2 separate regions of the Homo sapiens genome follow, and region 2 is linked to region 1. A link is a contact called in ENCODE Hi-C or POLR2A ChIA-PET data. All regions are on one chromosome and are shown on one strand. Each heading gives the region's core, a stretch centred on a gene start or an enhancer-like site at or near the end of the contact. The rest is flanking DNA. Distances are from core to core; before and after follow the strand shown.

Region 1 (4,068 bases), core at 1-2,500:
TCCTTCCCACCTCAAGGCCTTCTCGACCTTTTTGTTTTACTTCCTATATTAAGCAGGTTGATGGCTTGCTTTCTGGAAGTGGGCCAGTAGGACCAATGGGTCCTGGGAGGGATGACAGAAGAGATCCAGCAGCGATCCTTACCCTTCATAATTCCTTGATTATGGTGTGAACATTTCCATCCATCTCCAGGGTGCTTCAAATCATTATCCACTGGATACCAGGCTGCTCCAGGAAGCAGGGGTGAGGATGATTCAGCTGACTTTCTACTGCTGGTCCCAGCTCAGTGGGTGCTTTTAAGAGTGTACATCGTCTAGTGAACACCTACCACACGGCAGGCCCTGGGCTCATAAAAACGAACGTTTACGGACAGCTTATTGTACAGCAAAAGCTGACCTCATCCTCAAATCAGCCCGACGGGGTAGATGCCACTGTTCCCCGCATTTTGCAGGTGGGGCGCCTGCCCTCAGCCACCACAGTCATTTGCCCAAGATCGCAGCGAGGCTAAGCGGACGGCCTGGGGGTTCACCTGCACGGCCTGGGGGTTCACCTGCGCGGCCTGGGGGTTCACCTGCACGGCCTGGGGGTTCACCTGCGCGGCCTGGGGGTTCACCTGCGCGGCCTGGGGGTTCACCTGCACGGCCTGCCTCCCAGCATGGGCCGCGGCCTCCGCCATGGGCTCCGTGCGGTGGTTTCTCGGGTACACGCTCGTGAGCCCGGCTGATGCGCCACATGCCTTTGCCCCGCTCAATGTGTCCCTTCAGCCAGGCTTGGTCCCGGGCGACCCACTGTCTTCCCCGCAGCTTCTTCTCCCTGGGACCCCGCACACGGGCGAGCCCTCCGTCTAGGGAGGCGGGCGAGGCCGCCAGGCGTCTGAGGCCCCCGCCAGGTGAGTGCGGCCTTCGGGTGTCCGGCCGGTCTAGGGAACCGGGGACTCACCTGAGACGCCGGGGCCTCCCCGCTCCCAGCAGAACTCGCGGGCCGAGGACGCCTCTGGGGCGGCACCGCGTCCCGAGAGCCCCAGAAGTCGGCGGGGAAGTTCCCCCGGTGGGGGGCGTTTCGGGCCTCCCGGACGGCTCTCGGCCCCGGAGCCCGGTCGCAGGAGCGCGGGCCCGGGGGCGGGAACGCGCCGCGGCCGCCTCCTCCTCCCCGGCTCCCGCCCGCGGCGGTGTTGGCGGCGGCGGTGGCGGCGGCGGCGGCGCTTCCCCGGCGCGGAGCGGCTTTAAAAGGCGGCACTCCACCCCCCGGCGCACTCGCAGCTCGGGCGCCGCGCGAGCCTGTCGCCGCTATGCCTCCGCGCGCGCCGCCTGCGCCCGGGCCCCGGCCGCCGCCCCGGGCCGCCGCCGCCACCGACACCGCCGCGGGCGCGGGGGGCGCGGGGGGCGCGGGGGGCGCCGGCGGGCCCGGGTTCCGGCCGCTCGCGCCGCGTCCCTGGCGCTGGCTGCTGCTGCTGGCGCTGCCTGCCGCCTGCTCCGCGCCCCCGCCGCGCCCCGTCTACACCAACCACTGGGCGGTGCAAGTGCTGGGCGGCCCGGCCGAGGCGGACCGCGTGGCGGCGGCGCACGGGTACCTCAACTTGGGCCAGGTGAGTGCGGCCGGCCCCGCGCGCCCAAAACTTTCCCGGCGGCCTCCGGCGCGCGCGAGGGGGGCGCCTCCGCAGTCCTGTCCGCCCGGCCCCGGCCCCGCGCGCGCGTGGGAAGGCTCCGGGACCGCTTGGGGACGGCGGGCGGCCGGGGCGCCCTGCGGGGGGGGGTGTCGCCCGGGGGGGCGCGCGCGGGACACTCGGCGGGGTGGGGGGGACTGGGGTCCCGCGTGGGCGCCCACGCAGGTCCGGCGCGCCGACCGCAAGTCCCCCGGCAGTGCCGCCCAACCCCGCGCTCGGAAGTGTGGCCTCAGAAGCCGGGGCGGCGCGGACACCTGCCGGGCTCCGGGGGAGTCTGGGCTGCCTCAGGCGTCGCGCGCCGTCCGCCGCTGGGTCCTGGGCGCCCACCCGGCTCTCCCCCGCGGGGGAGCGGCCCCTCTGCCCTCGACGGGCGGCGCGAGCTCCGGACCCGGTGCGCGCGCCAAGGCGGCCGCGGCCGCTGCTTGGGTGACATGAGCGTGGCCCGGCGTCTCGGGGACTCGCGCTCCCTCGGTGTCCGCGGCTCCCGGGGGTAGATGGCCGGGAGCCTGCACCCTGGAGCCCGGCCGCCGTCGGAGAGGCCTTGGGACAGCGCAGGGCCGGGGGTCCTGGGTTTAAAACCTCTCCAGGAGCGGAGGGAGGGCGCTTTGTGTGGGGGCTTCTGCCGCGGTTCTGATGGCCGAGCGGTGTGACCTTTGGCAAGTCGCTCCCCTGACAAGCTCCTTTGCAGTCAGTGGCAATGTCTACACCGCTGGGTTGTCGGAAAGATCTAATGCTGCGTTGCCACAGAGCCTGGACCGGGGCCTGACCCTCACCGGCCCCCACGGGGCCCTCCCAGCCCCGCAGCCCTCGGCTGTCCCCTCTTCTGTCAGTGAGCAAGCAGGCCACGCCCTGGGCACAAAGGCGGCATTACCCTCAAAGGACCTCCCGGCGGGTCCCTTTTTCCTCTCTCAACCAGCTACCGGGCTGAGGGGCGGTGAGTTGGGGTTGATCCATGTTTATGGCTCCTGGAGAGGCCGTTATTTTGAGGTCACACCAGGGGACCTCTCAGTGCAGTTAACAAATCTACAAACTACACACTCAGAGGGTTAAGTGAAGTGACAGGGAAGCACCGACTCATAACTCTAAACCTTAGTGCCAGGCAGTGTTAAATGTAGTTTCATCGTTATCCGTGGCAGAAGCCAGCAAGGTGTGGTGGCGTCCCTGATTGATAGAAATGACATTAGTTCTGCATCCCAAGCCCCACGTTGATGTACTATTAGGTGTGTGGCTGGAGGGGTGGATTCCACCATTCGAATGAAGGAATCTTCACAAGGCAGGTTCGAGTTTACTGAAAGAATGCTAGCACATCTTTGGAGACCTTTTAAATATATGCATATATATATATAAAATGTTACATATATACACATATACACACATACATATACGCACATGTATATCCATATAGATATTTAGTTTTTTTAACCACTCAAGGCCCTCCAAACATCCTGTGATTTCAGATTTTGCCGTCGGGTAGCACTGACTTCGTTTGTCTCTGTAGTTCTTGACTCTCCCTGGCTGATTGTCCAGGCTGAAGAAGGTGTTCCTCATGTTTGCGTAGTGCCCCTGGCTCCTGCCACACTTCGCTGCTGTGCCCAGGTGGCCCAGCAATTTGTCTTCAGCTAAAAGTGACTCTTAAACTACGCGATAAATTACAAAGTGCCTGGGTTTTGGGATTCTAAAATTAAATGAGCAGAATGGAGCTGAAATTGAGCTGTGAGCTCACACTGCAAGAGAGAGGCAGAGAGGCACAGGTAACTCTCCCCGGAAATTTCTATCTGTGGGAATAAAAATGCCTAACCCTTGGCCATGCCGCCCCTTTGAGACAACCTCTGTCAGGCTCACTGAGTTCTTAGTGCAGTCTGCTCTCCTGGTTTTGCGGATGGGAGAGAAGATTCGCCCCGATGCACACTCCGTACCCAGGATATTCTGGGGAGTTAATCGGGGTCTCCCCAGCTCTGTCTAGTGCAGCCAGCATGAATGCCACGCAGCCCGGTCACTCAGGCATGGTGCTGGCAGTGGCACTGCGGTGACATTCACTAACAGAGATTAGCTGGTTGGGGATAGGAGCTGTCTCAGAGGCTTGTGTGTGATTACTCACGGAGGGCCTATTACTCTTTATTCCAAAACGAGCTTTTCTTTCCCCCCTCTAAGTGCACTGCTAATGTGGAAAAGGCCTGGAGCATTTGAGCCTCTACCCACTCAATAAGAACTCTTTGAAAACCTTATTTGCCTTTTTTTCAGCCAGGAGAATTTGTGACTCATAAATAAGATGTAGATATTATTAGCTTTGACTTACAGATGAGTAAATGGGGGTGAAGTAAGGGAAGGAAGCTGTTTGTGTTCACATGGTACGCATATGTCACCTCTGACAGTTCCATCCCTGCTCATTTGCTTCTGCCGTATTCTC
Region 2 (4,120 bases), core at 1,243-3,742, 120 kb before region 1:
AACCATGCATCTTCTCAGACCCAGGATAAAGGACTATGCCTTATCCTGTGTGATCAGCATCACACACTCACACACTCACCCGCAGTCACACTCACACGTGCACACACACACCCACACATCACGCCTCCCCTGGGTGGTAAGCTACATTTTAGTTTACCCAATAGTGATCAACGAGAGCGCAGTGTACGTGTTGTACACGGGGTTTCCAAGTCTCTGTTTGCTTTTTGGTCGATGGCAGTGGTGAAAGTTTATGAAGCAAGAAAGGAGCGCGGGGGAGGTGAGGCGAGAGGTGGGGTGGAAAGCTTTCAAATGAGGCCAGCTCCTTATGGAAATGAGGCTCCGTCATTTTTCCCTGAGTGGCCTAAACCCAATGTTTACTTGTAGCTTCTGTGCAATGAGCTCAATATCACACGTATTATATTGGATCCTGATAGTCTGATATTTTATGGGATGTCTCCTAGATCTTCTTTGCTGACCCCAGCGGTCCCAGCCCAGATTCCAAGCTGAACAAGTCGGGCTGCTTGCTCTGTGAGCAGTGGAGTCCCTGCTGAGCTTGGGCAGCTTTCCCGAGGCCCCGCCCTCTGGCCTCCTGCCCTGCTAACAGGCACGTACTCTGTGGATGGGACCCTGAACCAGTTATCTCAATGTCAGGGGGAATTTACTTCCAAGAAACTCCCCTCTCCTCCCAACTGTGTCCATTCATTCCTGCGGAGTCCGCACGTGGGCTGCTCTTCCTCTGGGTTCCCGCCCCTGAAGGCGCAGGAGGCTGTGACCACGCCCCTTTTGGAGCCTTCCTGGGCTCAGGGAGGGGCTTTGCCTGCGGGTGAGTGTGTGTGAGTGTGTGATGCTGATGACACACACACGGCCCTGCCTCGAAGGAGGCATCTGGGACCGAATGGGCTTGGGCGTCCCTCATGCATTCTACCGACATGGACATGGGCCCCTGGGAGGGTCTGAGCTGTGGTGGAGGGAAGCCCGGACACAGGTCTTGCAGAAGAGCTCAGCCACCCCAGAAAGGACCTCAAGGGTGGGGCCAGGAGTGCAGGTGGGGGCGCTGGCTGGCTGGGAAGGGGATTTCACATAGGAGGACCAGGCAGAGGGAACACTATGTCCACAGTGCATGCAGCACTTAGAGGGAATGCCACGTCCACAGTGCATGCGGCACTTAGAGGGCAGGCCACATCCACAGTGCATGCAGTACTTAGAGGGAATGCCACGTCCACAGTGCATGCAGCACTTAGAGGGAACGGGACAGCTGGCAGGGCTCTAGCCAAGGACAAAACAGCCCATTCCGTTCCCAGACTTTGAGTCAGCGTTTAGGGTTTTGCCTCATGATGGGCCGTGCTGAGGAAACCAGTCAAGATGACCTGAACTCAGACCCCTTCCGCAGTGTCTCCTTTGTCCTGCTGAGCAACTCTGCTGTTCTCCTGCAGCCCCTCCAGGCCAGCCTCCCTCTTCTACTCAGGGCGGGGTCCAGTCAGTGCACCCAACTCCGGGGCTCCTCAAGGCTCTCCTCCCTGCCTCTGATCTGGGCTGAGGTGGAGCAGATGTGAGGAGAGGTGGGGGGGGGAGCCCCCTTCTGCATTCCCCATGGTAGGAGCAAGGTTGACATCCCAAAAGCTCCTGTCAAACTGTCCCCAAAGCTCCTGGACAAGGACTCCTCCCTCGCCATCTCCCTGATCAAACTCACCCTTCCAGAAGGGCTCAGAGTGGCATCTGGGACAGCCCCGGTTAAGGTCTCATAGACTATCTGCTCTCGGGCACGGACCGGCATCTTTAGGATGTGAGATACTCGGCTCTTACTGCTGTCAGTGTGGGGGCCTCAGCTGGGACCACACACCGCATCACAGCCTGCTACACACACGGAAGCATTTTCCCGAGTCCGACTGTGGAACTGTAATGAATCTCAGCTGCCACTCACAGCTGCTCACCAGCGTTCTCTGCTGCTTTTAGTGGCTTTGTAGGTTTCCATTGCAGAGCTCAAATTATTTAAGCAGCCCTGGTCTTGGGTATGGAATTTTGCGGTCACAGCAGGCTGGGAGGGGATCTTTTGCTGATTCCTTTGTGCACAGGTGTGAAGAGATGTGTAGGAGAGTCCTGAAGGTGGTTTCTTATCTAACCTGCATCCGTGGAAGAGCGTGTCCTGGTGCCTGGGTGTCGGGACCCCATAAGGACCATGAGCTACCCCTTTGCCAGGGCTGGGACTGTGGATGGTCATTTGCAGCCCAGACCCACGAGGTGTTTCCCAAGCATGGTGGCACCTCCCTGTGGCTGTGCCTGGCTCCTTCCAGCTCTCCCCAGTGGCCCATAGGCTTAGAAACATGTAGAGTGTGTCCCAGGCAGGGGGCCAGCCTTAAAAAATGCCAGCCCATCTCCTCCATCCACGATGACATCACCGGTACGGGCTTGTGTGTAGGTGACCTTTGGTGGCCTGATCCTCCTGCCCTCTGCCTGGCTCCCTGGGCTCTGGTGGAACACAGCTGCCCTTCCTAATTTGGTCTTAATCAGGCTGAGCTAAGCCAGTCTGTATTTGAGGAGTTGGAAGCAGGTGATTCGGGCACAAATTTGAAGGCTGATAAACGGCAGCCGTCACCCGTGCACTCAGAGCGGCCAGAAGTCCTGCTCCTGGGGAAGGAGGAAGGGCGCAAGGGCAATGAGCATGTCGCCTTGCCCTCGGGGTGTGCGGTTTCTGCTCAGCCTCCTCTTGCAGCCTTGTTTCAAGTGTGGGAATGGCCTCCTGACTCCCAATCCGAAACAACTGCTGAGCACAGAAGGCAGAGCAGGGCCCTGAGAGTCAGAGGAAAATGCTGCTGCGGGGACTGGGGAGCCCCATCGGGTGACTCCCCAGAGATGTGAGCAGGTGCAGAGGCTGGAACAACAGGTGAGGCATGTGGGACCAGGAGGCCGGGTTGTGGGAAGCAAGGCATTTGTGGGAATCCGGGTTCCCCAGTGACACTGGAACCCTTCCTGCAGTCCCTGATATTCCTGGGGCTCGTCAGGGCTTCCCGTAACAGCCCAGGATTAAGTTTGTTCTCTTCCCTACCCCCAACACGCAGTGCTGCAGGAAAGTCTCTCCCGTGGATGCTGTGGCCTGGGGCTTGGGTGACGACGTGCACGGCTGCCTCCTCGCTGTCACGTGCTCTGCTGGCTCGTCTCCAAGCTGTGCTGCTCATGTTCCAAAGTCTCCCTGGAGGCTTTAGTGAAAAGCCCTTTCCCCGGTGACCTGGAGTGTCTTGCTAGATGGAGCTGGCCAAGCCTGACGTCTTTTCCTGGCCGATGCCTCAGTCCTTATGCAAGTAGGTGCAGCCACAAAAGGCACCTTCATGGGAATTAGGAACAGAGGATGCCAGGGCTGGGTGTCTCACCAGTGACTGCTGGGCCAGGGAGCAGACCCCGTGCAGACCTGCCCAGGCAAATCTGCTCCCCAAGTAGGGTGTACCAGGGGAGAGGGGAGGGCTGCACAGACCCCTGCTTCCAACATGCAGCTCTTTTGGACACTAGGTGGGGAGGAGGTGGGCTGGCATTTCTTTAAGGCCGCTGCCTGCTTTGGACACACTCTCATGGTTTCTCAGCCCGAGGGCCACTAGAGAAAGGTAGAGGGACCAGAGACTGCTGGAGTAAGAGTGCATGCACAAGGGACAGCCCCAGAGAGGTACCGCCATGCTGCCATGCCTGGGAAATGTGCCTCATGGGGCTTAGGGGGACCATCCACAGTCCCAGCAGCCCCAGCCCCTGCACAGGGGTCACCCGTGGTTTTTATGGGGTCCCGACACCCAGGCACCAGCACACGCTCTTCCATGGAGATCCCATGGAGAGGGATGCCTGCGTGGAGGCCACAGCACTTCTACCAGACCCTGCCACCAGCAGCCAGGCTTGGGAAATGGGGTGGGGGTGGCGGCAGCCTGGCCTGGTCACCGACATTAGCAGTCACCTGCCCAAGGCCATGTGGGGAGGGAGCAGCAAGGAGAGGCCGAAAAGCAAGCTGCGGCCTCAACCGGCCCTGGGTGCCCTCCCAGCCAATATCCAGAGGTGCCCAGCCGGAGGGCCTCACTCACCAGGGCCAGGGCCTCAGCCAAGCCCCAGGTCCCCTCCCCAGCACCCACGGAGGTCATCTTCAGAA

The links. Hi-C counts contacts between places; a loop is a spot of excess contacts on that map. ChIA-PET counts read pairs that join two places held with the same protein, here RNA polymerase II (POLR2A). Pooled maps may share reads with other maps.
Region 2: a loop to region 1 is called in a map of Right ventricle myocardium superior, with 1.9 times the contacts of the local background. The contact joins the promoter of LINC02348 here to the promoter of PCSK6 in region 1. A Hi-C loop is called at or near these places in 3 of 168 maps with a recorded cell type or tissue (Right ventricle myocardium superior, gastrocnemius medialis and psoas muscle) and 2 of 50 pooled maps. POLR2A ChIA-PET finds 5 or more read pairs at or near these places in 1 of 52 experiments (PC-9).

What each region holds. Positions count from the first base shown.
Region 1 is chr15:101,486,889-101,490,956 of GRCh38, reverse strand. PCSK6 (proprotein convertase subtilisin/kexin type 6) reads left to right here and starts at 1,250. Exons shown (of 22, transcript NM_002570.5): 1 at 1,250-1,583. The coding sequence starts at 1,287. It overlaps LOC124903566, which reads left to right and starts at 1,804. Exons shown (of 2, transcript XM_047433427.1): 1 at 1,804-4,068. It overlaps LOC107987228 (a long non-coding RNA gene), which reads right to left and starts at 1,190. Exons shown (of 2, transcript XR_001751730.2): 1 at 633-1,190; 2 at 1-569.
Region 2 is chr15:101,612,711-101,616,830 of GRCh38, reverse strand. LINC02348 (long intergenic non-protein coding RNA 2348) reads left to right here and starts at 2,492. Exons shown (of 3, transcript NR_147041.1): 1 at 2,492-2,881; 2 at 3,057-3,296. RefSeq lists enhancers at 2,147-2,663, 2,664-3,182, 4,001-4,120.